Regions from separate parts of the Mus musculus genome. Here region 2 is linked to region 1. Evidence: chromatin loops called from intact Hi-C (ENCODE). Cell type or tissue: left cerebral cortex. All regions are shown on one strand.

What was found. A loop is a pair of places that touch in the nucleus more often than their neighbours do. Peaks named below come from ENCODE experiments on the same cell type or tissue, not always from the same donor. Only the 100,000 strongest peaks of a DNase experiment are listed, where the experiment ranks them.
Region 2: it touches region 1 in a loop (9-fold over the local background); 2 of 42 quality-filtered maps call a loop at or near these places.

Annotation. Positions count from the first base shown.
Region 1 is chr1:26,277,412-26,285,411 of GRCm38, reverse strand. No RefSeq gene overlaps it. Among named protein-coding and RNA genes, the nearest start is that of Gm31136, 340 kb to the left of the region's middle. In left cerebral cortex, no CTCF peak of the experiment used is centred here; DNase peaks (open chromatin) are centred at 2,183, 2,408 and 3,000; H3K27ac peaks cover 2,055 bases.
Region 2 is chr1:25,825,809-25,833,808 of GRCm38, reverse strand. Adgrb3 (adhesion G protein-coupled receptor B3) reads left to right here and starts at 4,102. Exons shown (of 31, transcript NM_175642.4): 1 at 4,102-4,347; 2 at 7,034-7,805. The coding sequence starts at 7,049. Gm9884 (predicted gene 9884) reads right to left here and starts at 3,379. Exons shown (of 2, transcript NR_169046.1): 1 at 2,768-3,379; 2 at 2,239-2,641. It overlaps Gm53060 (a long non-coding RNA gene), which reads right to left and starts at 319. Exons shown (of 2, transcript XR_001779915.2): 1 at 230-319. In left cerebral cortex, CTCF peaks have their summits at 4,706 and 6,835 (motif pointing right); DNase peaks (open chromatin) are centred at 5,548, 6,234, 6,745, 7,680 and 8 more places; H3K4me3 peaks cover 6,835 bases; H3K27ac peaks cover 5,279 bases.

The sequences.
Region 1 (8,000 bases):
TATTTACTTATTCACATTATATCCTGCTCATTGTACCCTTCTCAGTCACCTCCTTCCACAATCTTTCCCACCTACCCCTATCCTCTTCTCCAAGCAGATGGGTGTCCCTAGGTTTTCCCCCTACCCTGGCACCTCAGGCCTCTAAGAGGCTACACACTTCATTTCCCACTGAGGCCAGACAAGGTTCCCAAGTAGAAGAACATATCCCAACATACAGGCAGCAGCTTTTGGGATAGCCCCTGCTCCAGTTGTACAGTACCCACATGAATGTCAATCTGCACATCTGTTATATATGTGTTAGAAGGCCTAGTTCCAGCCTGGGTATGTTGTTTGGTTGGTAGTTCAGTCACTGAGAGATCAGAGGACTAAGTTAGTTGATTCTGTTGTTCTTCCTATGGACTTCTTCCATTTAATGGCTGTGATCCTTATCCTGTCTACAAAAAATGTGTGGATTGGGGCAAAGGGTACACATGGAGGAACATATGCATATGTAGCAGAGGATGGCCTTGTGGGACATAAATGAGAGGAGAGGCCCTTGGTCTTGTGAAGATGCCCCATAATCGGTGAATGCCAGGACAGGGAAGCAGGAGTTGGTAGATTAGTGAGCAAGGGGAGAGAGTATGGGATAAGGGGATTTTTCAGAGGGGAAATGAAGAAAGGAGATAAAATTCACAATGTAAATAAAGAAAACATCTAATAAAGAATTTAAAAAATAAATAAACAGGAAAAAGAAAGAAATGCACTGATTGGTGATGGAGCAGAGACTGAATGCCATAAGCAACCACCAATCCCTGACACTATTCATGATAGTCTGTTATGCTTGCAGACAGGAGCTTAGCATGGCTGTCCTCTTAGAGGCCCTACCAACCAACTGACTCAGACAGAGACTGTCATCTATAGCCAAACTGTGAATGGAGCTTGGGGAGTCGTATGGGATAATAGCAGTCTAAATATTTTTGTAAGGTTAAGCTTCCACTCCCGATCTCTTCTTGATTCCAACCGACTGCAGCTCTTCTTGATTCCATTTGATTGCACTACACAGTACAAAGCCTAGAATTCAGGACTAGACATCTAAAAGGTTCGTTTTCCTAGCCATTCTTTGCTGATTACCACTCACATATATTTTTAGTAACTAGAACAAATACTTTTTAGTTTAAAAATTATGAATTTTCAGATGATGAAATAATAACATAAAGAAATAGGGGATATTGACCTCAGCAATTTCTTACACAAAAGAGGAAGTTTAAAGCTGTTAAATACTTAAGGTTTTCCAGGAAAACTTTTGAGTATGTTATACGCACTTACTGGGAACTGTGGTAATCATTATTTTAAACAGGGAAATGATGAAATACAGAATGGTTATGTGTTCTCTATGACAGAACACTTAAAAGATGAATTGGAAGCAACAGTAGACAGCATAAAGAACCCAGAGACACGTAGTTATTAGTTTTACTTGTTCATAGAAGAGCTCATAAAACCACTGTAAGTGGATGCACAAATTCACTCAAAAGGCATCTAAGACCACAATAAAGACAAAGACTATGCCTGGACATGAGAAGAATGGTGTCTGCATCTGGAAGAATTCATGATGTTATGTAGTTGACATTTCATGAAGGAACATGTTATTTGTACACAGAAGGACCCAGCCCACAGATACATGGGTGAACACTGGTCATTTTTATACACTCTTATAATACTATGTCCATTTTAAGAAGAATATACTTATCATCATTTCCTACTTCTCCTGCTTTTCCTCCCTTCCATCTCACACTCCACTCAAGCATAAAAATTCTGTCTTTAGCACATTAAAGGCAATGTTGCTTCTGACCCACCTCTTCCACTATTTGCTTCTAAGGATGTTCAGCTCTGTACTGGTTTTACAGACTTTGTTTCCTTGTGACTTGTGAAATCAAAGCTACAAAGCATAAGTGCTTTCATTTCAGTAGGCTTCCAGCTAAATCCTGCACAGTAAAACAAATTAAGCAGATGGCAGACTTAAATGTTAAAGATTGGGGGAAATGTATAAAGAGATCTTAGGATAAATTAGAATATAGGATGGAACATGCTGAAGTGAAATGAATTCGAGGTTGAAGTCAGAGAGAATTTTAAACCTTTTTAGCTTCCCTGAAGATGCATGAATGATTCAGGGCAGTGACTGAAAGTGCTTTCCCATGACAACTACGCCTTTGTAATGCTTAATTCCCAAATTAGTCGAAAGCCTTATTGCTTGGCTCTTAGAGGAATGCATGTGACCATCTTTCTCTTCACAGTGAAGTGTGCATAGTCCCATTCATATGAGAAAAGTTTGAAAGACAAGAGATGTATGAGGTTTTTAAATTAGTGATTCCTGTGGAGAGTCCAGATTTAAAAAGAAAGCAATTCCCAACTCCTGAGTGTCATGGCTTCCCACATTCTGCTGCTAAGGAACCTGCATGCACTGTACAATTTTGAGCTCTGTTAAAATGCAAATTTTCCAGGGAGCATTCAGTCTCATGAGTCATTTTCAACTATGAGTAAACGGATCTAGCAGAACATTTCCTTAGGAAGGGAGAAGGCAGGCAGAAGCATAAGACTGTTAGAGGCTTGGATTTTAAAAAAGAAAAAGGCTCAAAACTCTAATTCCTAAAAAGGGAGATACTAGAGCCAAAAGGTACTTCATAAAATACTTCCCCTGGTCTAGAATTTGTCCTAATATATGCAAGGGTTTCCTTCTAAAAGCTATTGCCAGTTTAATCGCACTTCAATAGAAAAGTGGCAAAAGTGCCTGTTACATACCAGTTATTTTAGGTCCTCTAACCACCAGTTTTTTCAAGAACCCCTACCTCCTATTGGTGGACAATGAGAGTCAGAAATGAGATTTTACAATTAATAAAATATATAAATATTCTGCAAATGTGGATCTTCTCCATGTCAGTCATGATGCCTCTCTGGCTTCAAGGCCTCCTATACATGCTAACATTATAAAGCCATTAAAAAATCCCAGGCATTCTAAATGCTGAAGTGGGAGGAGCCAAAGCTCAAGACCTGCCTAGCGTAGAGCAAGTTCATGAGTGCCACAACTATATCAAGTCCTGATGCCAGCAGAAGACAGCATTGTAGGAGCAATAGTATGGTATCTACTCTCTTTTGCATGGCCCCACATTCAGAAACTACAAGTGTTAGGAAGTGGTACTGTCATCGTTAAAGGTCAGAAATGGGGAGATAGATATGATCATAATATACTGAACACATAAATGAAATTATCAAATACATAAAAATTGAGAGAAAAATATCTGTTAGAAGTGTTTCTGCTTTTATATGTTGGAATCCTAGCATACTGCATCCAGTCTTTCTTACCTGTTGTTAAAATTTCTTGATGTACTGTGAGCTAAAGCAAATAACAATACATACCTAAATTGGTATCTTTTGTGTCTCAGACTTTGGGTGGGGGAAGAAACATTATCTCTGAAGTATAATGTACAAAGAAAGATTGTGTGGGCATGCCCAGGAAAATGAAAAGCTACATTTTAAGTGTTTGTATTATAGGGAAAAGGCTCTACTAATTTAGATTAACTGCCAAAGTACCTCTAAAAGATTGAAATAAAAGCAAGGAACTTTTAAGAGCTGGGAGGGAAGAGCCGTATGAATAGTCACACAGAAGAGACACCATTTCCCTGGGGAAGCTGTAGAAAAAAACATTTTAAAGATACTTATAACAAAAATGTAATCCTTTAGTTTGTATGAGAATGGTTGAATGGCTAAATTGAAAAGCACAAAGTTAGCACTTTACATTTAATGGCACAAATTATCATAGACATTTCTTATAGCACTTGACATCACAGGCTTATCAAATAGTGTTTGGTTTTTGTTTTTTGTTGGTGTGTCTGTTTGTTTTCTACAGACAGTGTATGCTCAGCAGTTGCACTATATTTATTTTTGCAATACAGTTCTAGATTCAATGATTTTATTTAATGAAATAAGGAGCTTTTATGAAATTGGTTTCTTTCTCAGAAGTCATAACTTTCCATCACATATATAATTTTAAAGAAGACTGAGAGAACCCCTTCTGTGGACTGAGTGGTGTCTCTCAGTTTTCTCTAATTTTCAAAATCTATGCACAGAGCTTTTGGAGGCTGCACACAGGAGCTAGTTAACGTACCCGAGCAAAGATGCAGTCACTGAAAACTGATCATATTTTACATAATCTGAGAAGCATTTCTGAACAGACAACAGGTGAGTTTGGTAAGCCAACAAGAAATAATAGTGTTCTTTTGTTGTGTTGTTCTTTTTTATTGAAAAGAAAAAAAGACTGTTTGTTCACAATATATTCCCTTTTTAAACTCCTGAAAGGGGCTGGAGAGTTGGCTCAGCAGTTAAGAGCACTTACTGCTCTTCCAGAGTTCCTAAGTTCAATTCCCAGCAACCACATTCCCTGCTCACAACCATCTCTAATGAGATCTGATGCACTATTCTGGTGTGTGTCTGAAGACAGCTACAGTGTGCTCGTGTAAATAAAAATAAATAAACAATATTTAAGCAAACCAACTCCTAATAGATTCAAATCAAACAACAACTAGCAAACATTTTGGAAAGAAGAGCTTAATTTGTATACTTAGGTGGAATGTTACTCCAATTGTGAAAATATAGCCTGTGTTCAAAGGTAGGTGAAAAGATAACTTCTACTATCAAATAAATGATATATATCATAAATAATACAATGAGATATTTAAAACAAATGCCTGAGACTCTTTCATCTCCTGCAAGATAATCTCCCCATGTTAGAGAGGCTTGCTTCTGACATTTCTGCTTGACTTGCTATATTTCTCATTAATATTTTTATCCCAGTTTGAGTTTTCTTTATTGATTATATTTTCACTTTCAGGTCTTGGTTTGTTTATTCTCTTCTACTGTTTGCTTGTGGTTTTAGAGATTTCTGTAAGGGATTCGTTCATTTCCTCCTTAAGGGCATCTATCATATTTTATGGTCCTTGTTTTGTGCTTCAGCTTTGTGAGCTACCAAGATGTTTGCAAGGTCAGAAGGGATAGGAGGTGGGATGCAGTGTCCTGCTAAAGAGTTGGGATAAGACTGTGGGATTAAATTTGGAGACATGGAGGGTAAGGTGGGGATCTGAAGTGAGTTTGCAGGCTTCCCTGGATATACTGGCTTGCTAGTTCCCAGGGACTCAATGCTGAACTAAGGGGCTAAGATAAAACATGAGAAGGGAAAGGAAAGTTGGAGGGGTAGATCTATGTGATACACAGGAGATGGGGTTGGAAAAGGAGGAAGGGCAGAGACAGAACAGAGCTGGGGATACTACAGGGTGATTGAACTTTGATGAATAGAAGAGAAGAGAAGGTGAAGATTTCTGGTTAGCCTACTGCTTCCTTGGCTGGAGTGCATTTAAGTTATCACACTTTTAATCTTTCTAAACTGCTCTCAGATCCTTTCCATATTTTTACTTAACGAACTGTGCCCCCAAACAAATGCAAAACACAAACAAAAGAAAAGACAGCTGCGATACACACATGCATGCACAAAAACACAGCATCAGAATCCTAGATATACAAACAAAAGAAGAAGCCAAATAAGTGCCCAAACAAAAGCAATGTGCAATTCCTGTCTACAAAAATACCATAGAATTTGTTTTCTACTGCCATCTTGAATTATAATTGTGGTAAGAAACACAAGTAGACTTAGAGAGAGTACAATGAAATGTCTCATTAATAAAAATATGATAGAAGATTAATTCTGCTATCAGTACTGAATAACACAATACACTATATGCTATAGTTATAGTCAAAGCATATTTTAACTTCCTGTGATGTTGGTGTTTTCATAATTTAAACATAGAAGAAACAAATGAGGACAGTTTTACTTTAAAATAATTCATCAAGAAGGAGCTAGTTTTGAGGTAGAATTAAAATAAAAATATTTCAAGCCAGGCAGTGGTGGTGCAAGCCATTAATCCCATTACTGAGGAGGCAGAGGAAGATGAATGCCTGTGAGTTTGAGGCCAACCTAGTCTACAAAGTGAGTTTCAGGCCATGAATATTACACAGAGAAACCCTGTCTCAAAAAACAAAACAAAAGAAAAAACAACAACAACAAAAAAACCCAAAACCAAAACAACAACAACAACAACAACAAAAAGATTTAAGAATAGATTGTCCATTTAAAATGAATAATAAACCTTGGTGATTTAGTAAGTGGAGAATCAGTTATACATTGCAAAATAAGTAAGTGATAATTCCAATCAAAATTACATTTTTTTTATTTTTCAAAAATAATTTCAAGGCTACAAGTTAAAAAGAATTGTTTTGTTTTGGCTTGGTTTATATTTCTGTGTATATGTGTGTGTGATTCTTTGTTTTGTTGTGTTGTTGTTGTTGTTGTTGTTGTTGTCGTTGTTGTTGTTTTTATAATTTTTTGAGAAAGGGATTTTCTGTTAGCCCTAGCTGTCCTGGAATTCACATTGTAGTCTAGACAATCCTGCATCTCAGAAATATGTGTGCCTCTGTCCCCCTAGTGCTGAGATTAAAGATGTATTCCACTTCCACTTAAGTGATTTTGTTTGTTTGTTTGTTTGTTTGTTTGTTGGCTTGGTTTTGCTTGTTTTGTGCTTTTATGAGGTCTTTGCTATATAGTAGTGCTTTAGGAATCCAGGGGAATCTGTTAATACCTTTCTGTAATTAGGAAATAGACTGACATTATGCTTGGTCATTGCAAGATGGGAAACCTCTCTTTCTTTTATACCCACTTAATTTATTTGTTTATCTGTCCAAGCCTTAAGTTAGTGTTTGGCAACATGATTACAATGTTAAGTGTTCTAGTTTCCTTTTTTGTTGTTGTTCTGAAAAACACTCTGACAAAAATAAACTGAGGGGGAGAAACGATTTAATTGGCTTACCCTTTCATAGTCCACCATTAAAGAAAGTCAGAGCAAGAAATTTTAGGCAGAAACTTGAAATAGAAACCATGCATTCTGCTGGCTCACACTTTGTAGCAATTCACTCAAATTCATGCTCAACTATCTTCCTTCTACACCCCTAAACTACTTGCCCAGAGAATGGTCCTGCATATGGTCATCTGGGCTTTCCTACATCAATTTGCAATCAAAAGTGTAATCCACAACCATGCCCACATCAGTTCTGAAAAGGACAATTGTTTAATTGAGAATTTTACCAGTAATTTTATGATATGTCAACTTGACATTCAATGCTAAGACACTAGATAATTAGACAATAAGCTTATTAAGTATTTAGCCAAGACACACAAGTGACTATTTTGCCATAAAACAGTATAAAATGGCCAGCTATTGAAAGCACAGAAGCTATGCAAATAGTCTATAACAAGGGTTTACTTTTAACCCAGTAAATGGCATGTAGATGGATGCTTGGAAGGAATACTTAATTATGGCTAATGAATTTGAAGGAAAGCTATTGGAGAGGATATGTTAAAACATGTGCCTATACTTTCACCTGCTATTTGTTCAAGTTCCTGGTGATTTTACTTCTCTTCATCAGATAAAGACGGTAATTACAGACCAAGAAATAATCCCATCCAAGACCAACTTGTTGGATCAGAAAGTGCATTGAGGTTGCAAGTTGTAGGAAGTAGAAGGTTACATAATTGACATTGGCAATACTGCAAAATGCACCTTACAGTGACAGCTAAGATAAACTCCCTGTGTAACCTGCAAGCAGTTATACCACTAAGGAAGAGAACCTTCTCCTTAACCATAATTATTTGTTGCTCATACAACCTCTGAGATAGGGATAGGCTTCCCTGGGTCTTGTTTTGTCATCCAGAGAACTTCACCCTTTCATTCATGGAGGAGATTTTCAATGGAGAAATAAATGATATATAACAAGTGTAAATTATGAGACATATTTAAAGTGTCTTAATTCAGACAAAGAGAGATGGATATGGGGCCTAGGTGAAAGAAGGCATTATGAAGTTTAAAAGAAACAACTTCAAAATGGATGCATGTAAGGCATCTGTGAGAGAAGTGACACATGGG
Region 2 (8,000 bases), 450 kb after region 1:
GAGTTTGTATCTCTGAAGATACTAGATAAGAGAAGGAAACAGAGGAGGAAGAGAAGGTAGAGGAATAGGATTTGTTTCCAAATCTTGTGCATGCATCATCAAAGACACTAATTACTTAAAAAAGAAAGTGTGGAATGAACAAAGAACAAACTATATATAATGTATGCTTTTAAAAATCTTACTAATAATGGTAAGTTACAAAATATAGAATGTGGAAATATAGTATTACCTAAAAGAGTATGTGAGAAAGGCCAAGCAAAAGCTTTTTGTAACATTGTGACTCCAAGGTTAAGAGCACTAGCTGATCCCATGAGGGGTCCAGGTTTGGTTCCCACCATTCACTTGGCAACGTATGAACATGTGTAACGCCAGTTCTAGGGGATTTGATGTCTCTTCTGAGCTCTGAGGACTCCTGTATGCCTGTGGTGCACAGACATACATGCAATACACAAATAAATAAATAAAAGAAAATAAATAAATAAAAGTAAATAAATAAAAGTACCTTAAAACATCTTCTGAAATAGGCTACACACATTCTAGAATCCTCTTATTATTATTCGATGATAACTTTGCAGAAGACACAGGATTATAAGTGATAATATAGGAGAATGGGCTTATTTTCCAATGTAGAAAGTTTAAAGTTAGGGGAAAAGGTGAAGTAAAAACACTAGTCATGGAAACATTTTCTTGGAGTGACCTTAATAGAACAGGTAAATTATAGGAGACATATTGTGAAGATATTCAACTTTCAATAACCCTGACCAAGTTGAATTATGGTGATGCTATAAAACAGTAGTTTAGATTTGAACGTGTTAGTACTGAATTCTTGATATTCCTTTTGAAAGTCAACAAGGATATGGAAAAAAATCTAGTTTTACAATTAATTTGATAGTTTTGGTGTGAAATACTCTACGTGTCACAGATAAATGCATTAATGTAACATTACAAACATGATCAAATGAAGTGTTTACTATGTGTGTGTGTGTGTATTCACTTGTGTATGCAGATTAGGAAACAGTGTATACACATATATAGACACATATATGCATGTATAACAGGCATATGTGGGAAATGTGGGATACATACAAGGATATACATAGACCCACATGAACTAGATAGTAAAAGTTGGTAATTGTAATCTGAAGACACAGAGCTCACGGTGTACACTGGTTTGCCTTTTGTTATTGAGTCAATGACAGCAAAGCTTTCCCACGGAACTCCATGCAGGCAGAAAACAATGTGATGCCTTCTTGGGTTGGCTTTGGACTGTGTCGTCAGGGCTTAGAGACCAGTTTCTCCTTATATAGTCCCTCTTGTTATTCTTGATTGTGACACCCCTCCGCCCCCAGGAAGTCAGATGAGCCCCGGGTTACTGTAGCCAAGTGTCTTGCTTGGCATATTTATCATCTACAAATCATCTGCTATAAATATACCTCAGCAGGATCATCATCAGGCCAGCTCAGTAGCCTGCAGTTTATGAAGGTTATGGGAAACAGTGTGAAGGGTGAAGCGCTTTATTAAGAGTGGCTTTCCTTTCTGACCCAGCCCTGCATCCTACTTGAATTAAAATGATTCTGAAAAAGAGTGTTCCTTTCCATTAAGGATTAAGCCTTTTAAAATTGTCCCCCTAGGCTGTTTTTCTTACTCCACGCTGCTGTGACTTTAGAGATTTCTAAGAAACATCAAGATCACACTGCTAAATGATAATGTGAGAAGACACTACTGTGTGAGAATTATAACTATCCTTACATTATTTTATCTGTATGTACAAGCCACACAAAGTATTTTCTTATTCTCCATTTTATGGCACATTTACTGCGACTCCCCCCCCCCCCCGGGTGAAATAACAGATTTACCCAAATGTCTTGCAAATATTATGACCACTTTCACCCCAAAAGTTGAAATAAATGAAATATTTTCCTCTTTTATACTGCAGAATAGTCTTTTTTAAATAAGAAAATATGCTCACTATATACACAGCGTTTGGGATTTTGCATTTGACATATGAGAGCATTTTCTTTTCACATTCCCCTAAATGAATAAAAGCATTGTAATGAACCAGAAATGACACAAAACCAAAATGCCACCCAGGCTGCTTTCCCTGGTGATTTGTTCCTGGGAACATTGTTGAAGCCTGCTGGAAAGTGATTAACTGTTTCCCTTACCGGTTGTTACTTCAATGCTTGTCCTAAAAGAGAAAAGCCTTGAAGAGGGTCATTCTATTAATATGCAGTAAGATGCAAGGAGCCAAAGAGCCAATTTTAATATTTCAAACAATTCTGGTACATAAAAGATCATCAGTACCTTCCTGTTTTCATGATAGCCTTCCTTTGAAAATCCTGTTCTTGGCTATGCAATTGCCCCAGGGGAGAGGAACAAGAAGAGGAACAAAAAATGCAAATGAGGGAGTAGAGCAAATGATGGAAAATTGCTTCATTCAACTTCACCTGCTGCTCAGGCAACTCACCCTTAGGAGGACTCTGCCCAAATGCATTACCCATTATGTCTCCTCCCACCACATAAGCACACTATTCAAACACTTGTTTTGCAAACCACCAACCGCGTACACAAGTAGAGACCAAACTAGCTGGCGAGTGACCTGCATGTGCATGTGAAGTCTATCTGATGCATCTTCAGACGTCTGTACAAGAGGCAAAATAAACAATAAGTAAATAAAACGGTGGAGTCGTGTAGAAATTTATCTTCCTTATCCCCCTTCTCAACGGACAACAAAGGTAGCTTTTCTTCATTTCTTCCCATCACTTACCCGAACTTCCTACGAGGGGAAACTTGACAAGGAATAAATGCATTAAGAAGCCAGAACGAATCAAAAGTTTAGAACCCGCACTATTGTCCCAACGCCATGCTGAGAGCAGCTCAGGACGCCTGACCTCGGTAGCCTGCTCAGTGGTCCTGGCAAAGCCTCTTTCGTGACAGAACAAATAAGCTGTTAATTGCAGTCTGGCTGTGATTTTAAAAACAAAAAACAAAACAAAACAAAACAAAAAAACTGAACAACTATAGTTCCAGCCTCCAGCCTGAGGCAAAGAGCAGTGGGAGCTGAGTTGTGGCCCCTCAGCTGCAGACTGGATCAAGGCTAAATCCCGGTGCTGAAATGACAGCTCTCCCGCTGCGGCAGGTCCGCTCTGAATGGCAGCAGACAGATGATCGAGTCCAGCGTTTACTTCCTACCCCTCCATGTCGCCTTCCCGTCTCCGCGCCCCCCTGCCTCTCCTCCTGGGGACTTTCTCCTACACTTGGTGGCGACCAGCCTCAGCGGTGGGAACTGAGGATGCGAAAACCTCCCAGGCGCAGAAAAGATCGGTTTTCCAGACGTGTTTGGGTTTGAGTAGCAGGGCGCGGGCTCGGCTAGAGCCCCGAGGAGCCCGCGCCCGCCCGCCCGCCCGCCCGCCTCGCTCCCGCGCCCGTCCTCCCTCCCGCCCGCTCGCCCGCTCGCCCGCTCGCCCGCCCGCCAGCTCGCCCGCCGCGGGGGAGGCCGGACTCTGGTCCGGGCGCAGCGCTCCGCCGGGGACGCGCGCACCCACGAGCACGCGCGCGGGAGGGTTGCCCAGCGGCGGGTGCGCGCCGAGGAACGCGCGGGCCCCCTTCGCGCGCAGCCCGGGGAGAGCGAGCGCCGCGCGCCGGCGCGCACGCCCGCCACACAGCTTTACTATCTCGTGCCCTCGCGCGCCTCCCTCCTCGCCCGGCATTCAAACAGCTTCCCGACGTCGCCAGCCCAGGATTTTACCCCCAGCTCCTCAGCCGCGCTCCGTCCATCAGTACCTGGCAGGGAGGAGGGCCGGGGAGGAGGGCGCACCAAGCAAGCAAACGGCTCCTGCTCCAGCCTCGCCACCGGCCGGGAGCACTCCTGCCACCAGCCCACCGCCCAACACGCCGCCCCAGCCAGCGCCGCCGGCCACTTCTCAGCGCTTTTTTGGCTTCTTGGCCAATCCGTTTGTTGCGGGGGGGTGGGTTTGGGAAAACACATCTGCGCTCTTTATCCACTTCCATTTTTCTGTTTGGTGTTTCTGTGGAGTCTCCCTTCAGGGGGCCTCTCCCCGCCTCTCCTTTGAAGGCTTCATTCACTTGGATAAGGCGCAAGGCTCTGGCCGCTGGATACCACCGCCCCCCCCCCTATTATTTTTTTTTCCTTTTTTTCCCTCTGCCTTTCGTTTGCATGCATTATTTTTTTTCCAATCATAAATCTTAATATTTGAAGCTGAACCGGGGGGAAAAATGGGCAACGGTGATTGGGACCGAAGGGGAGTCTCTCCATCACTGTTGTTGGGACGTGTGCCTGTTCTGGTGTCTTAGATCAAGAGCCTCCCGGAGCTTTCGGAGTGGAAGGTAAGGAAAGGGGCCTAAGGGTCACCTCTGTCTTCTGGGGGGTCGCCCGGAGAGACTTGGGCTCAGTTTGGGGGGATGGAAGTCAAGGCTGTTGCTGGCGGATGGCAAGATTCTGAGCTTACTAAAACGCCGCAGTTGAAAAGTTAAGAGAAGTCTGTTTTTGAAGAGGTGTGCTGGATGGGAAGGAATAGGGAGAGAGACCCAGAAAATCTAGCAACTCGTGCGTGATTGAGGTAATTTTAGCGGGGGCGGAGGGGGGTAGGTTAAAAGGAAGTTAGGATAGAGTAGGATTGGGTCTTCTGTTGGGGGAAAAAATCAGTGGAGTGATGGCGCCGTCTATGTTCGGCTAAACTAAAGTGTCACCCAGAAGATCAGTTTGAGAATAGCTAAACTCAGTGCTGGTTTGCCTCTCAGAAAGAGCCAAATAAATAAATAAATAAATACAACATTCTGGAGCCCTCAGTGACCATCCCTTAGGCAACCTCTGGCCCTTATTTTTCCTTAGACAGATATACGGTTGTTTGAACAGGGCCTGCAGTGGGGGTGGGGGCAGTTCAATGATTCATATTTCTTATTATATAGAAACAAACAAGACTTCGTACCCCAAGAATGGTTAAAAATAAAGAGCGTTACATGAAGGGTGGAAGAGAGATGTGAAATCAGCTCTTCCCTTCTCTTCTAATCACTGATAAGCACACTATTGCAGACATCCACTGCCAAATAAATGGAAGCAGAAATACCGATTTTTTTTTTAATAAGGAAAAGAAATACGACCTCCTTTTGAGTTCCTGATTATAAAATGAAGCCCCCTTTCATGGTTGGAATTCCTAATTTAGACACTTACTGTCACATCGGCTTTCAACGCCTACACTCTATCCTGAAGAACACTGCGCAGACCTGCATTGCCTGCAAAGTGCTACAGCGTGCACACACACACACACACACACACACACACACACGAGACTGTTCCCATTTTTTTTAAACACACGTAACCTCTAAAATATCATTACCTTTATTTATTTATTTATTTACTTATTTTCAACTGGAAAAGGCATTACTCAGTGAGCTGTGTGTTTGGAAGAGAAAACGCTATTCTGATAGTCCTATCAGCTCTGGGTTTATTTTAAACTGCTGTTGTGTAGAGATTTACAGTTGGGGCTGTTTTGGCCTCTGTCAAGACATAGTGTTTGAATCATACTCTGTGAAATGCAGATCTGTTCAGGGACTTTGGTCACTGGATTGGGAGTGCATGTGTTGCTGTGTTATGCAATGGCAAAGAAGAAGGTTGTATGCTTTAGTTCAAAGACCAGACAGAGAAGGCATGAAAACTCTTAACAGTCTCTATGTCTGTCTGTCTGTCTGTCTCTGTGTATAGAATGGTGGAGGAGACTTCAGTTTAAAGCCTTTTAAAATGAACTTGATATCACTTTTATCAGCTTAAGGGCTGAACAGCAACAACAAAAACAAAAAGCATTGTCATTCATTCTGAGGAATAACTTTCTAAAGGTTAAAGATGAAAAAAATTAAGTTATATTGGGATTAATAAGTTATAGAGGTAAATATAATCAAGGATGCTTTGGTTGTGCAAAGCTGGGGCAAAAATCAATGTAAGAAGAACAACCTGGAACACTTGTTAGAAAGGCAGGAATTCGGCCACTGAAGTCGGCCAGGGAGCAAACACAATGCTAGGATTTTTCATGCACTATGTGTAAATCCCAATTTATAAGCTATGACTCTTACTAAAACCACCATAATTTGGAGAAACATAGCCTAGGCAAGCTCAGTGGCTGCAGTTCTGGGGTCCCCCACCCCCAACACTGCCTTTGGATACAGATACTAATACAGCGATCCACTTTATGCATCCCAGGAGGGCACGGCCTATGAAATGACTGCCTGGAATCTCACACTTAGTGGTGATGCCGAGCATCAGGTCTTTCCGGTCCATCTACCCATCTATGCCCTCTCCCAGATGATTCCTTCAAAATCTGACGCGTCCCCACGAATTCCCAAGTGGTTTTTTTTTTTTGCACAGGAATGTCTCACCAGTTCACACAGTGGCCCCTGCAAAGGCAAGTAGGGGCATTGGGGAGATGATATTCCATCTGGAAGGAATGATCGTCTTTGCTTTTAAAGCTGTGGCTGTAATTTACCACGATTACTTCTCACAGTCCACAGGAAAGGAATAATGCGATGACAGCTGCTTCCAGATTATCAGGTTAGATTTCGTGTGTTGCTGTTTACTGCAGGCAGAAGACTGAGGGAGAGGGAAGGTTCTGGAGTTTAAGTCAGTACCTCAGCAATTAACATGCAGGTTATTGCTACTCCAAAACAAAACAGAACAAAACACCATGCTTTCCCACTTCACTTGATAGAATGATAATGGATGTGCAGGAAATCCTGGTGGATGAATTAGGACATAACTATTAATAATCTATTAAATGTTATTTTTAAATTGAACGGTGAGAACTTGTCCATCACTACCAACCACGTGAGGGCGCTCTTCACACAGCAACTGATAATTTCCTGGCGTTATAAAATAAAAATCACCTGCCCTTCTTTTTTAAAAAGGGCTTTTTTTTTAAAAACGGAATTCTTGAAAACAGCTGGCAGAAATATTGAAAGGGTTTTGTTTTTTCAATGCCTGTGGTCGTCTGCTTGCGTCTCACTTCCTTTGCCATTCTTACAGGCCAAATGACATAGGATGAAGGCTGTTCGTAACCTGCTGATTTATATATTTTCCACCTATCTCCTGGTTATGTTTGGATTTAATGCTGCCCAAGACTTCTGGTGTTCCACTTTGGTGAAGGGAGTCATTTATGGATCCTATTCTGTAAGTGAAATGTTTCCCAAAAACTTTACAAACTGCACCTGGACACTGGAAAATCCAGATCCAACCAAATATAGCATTTACCTGAAATTTTCCAAAAAGGACCTTAGCTGCTCTAACTTTTCCCTTCTGGCTTATCAGTTTGATCATTTTTCCCATGAAAAAATAAAGGATCTTTTGAGAAAGAACCATTCCATAATGCAACTTTGCAGTTCCAAGAATGCTTTTGTTTTTCTACAGTACGATAAAAATTTCATTCAGATACGCCGGGTATTTCCAACTGATTTCCCAGGATTACAGAAAAAAGTCGAAGAGGATCAGAAATCTTTTTTTGAGTTTTTGGTACTGAACAAGGTGAGCCCGAGCCAGTTTGGTTGCCATGTCTTATGCACTTGGTTGGAAAGCTGCTTAAAATCCGAAAATGGGAGAACCGAGTCTTGTGGAATTATGTACACAAAATGCACGTGCCCCCAGCACTTGGGAGAGTGGGGAATAGATGACCAGTCCCTGGTTCTGTTAAATAACGTCGTGTTACCCCTGAATGAGCAGACGGAGGGTTGCCTGACTCAGGAGCTGCAAACTACTCAAGTCTGCAATCTGACCAGGGAGGCCAAGAGACCACCCAAAGAAGGTAAGTGCTCAGAGGCAGGGGGAGTGGGGGCTGGGGCTGGGGAGGGTTTGCATGGAAGTAACCCTTTCTGGTTCACTACTTCAGCCTACTCTTTGCTCCTTTATCCTGTCAACTTTGAAGTGACTTGAATATGTGGTCTTCTCTGTTGCATGGCTCTAAAGTGAGCTTCAGCCTTCATGACTTTAGAGGCAAGCA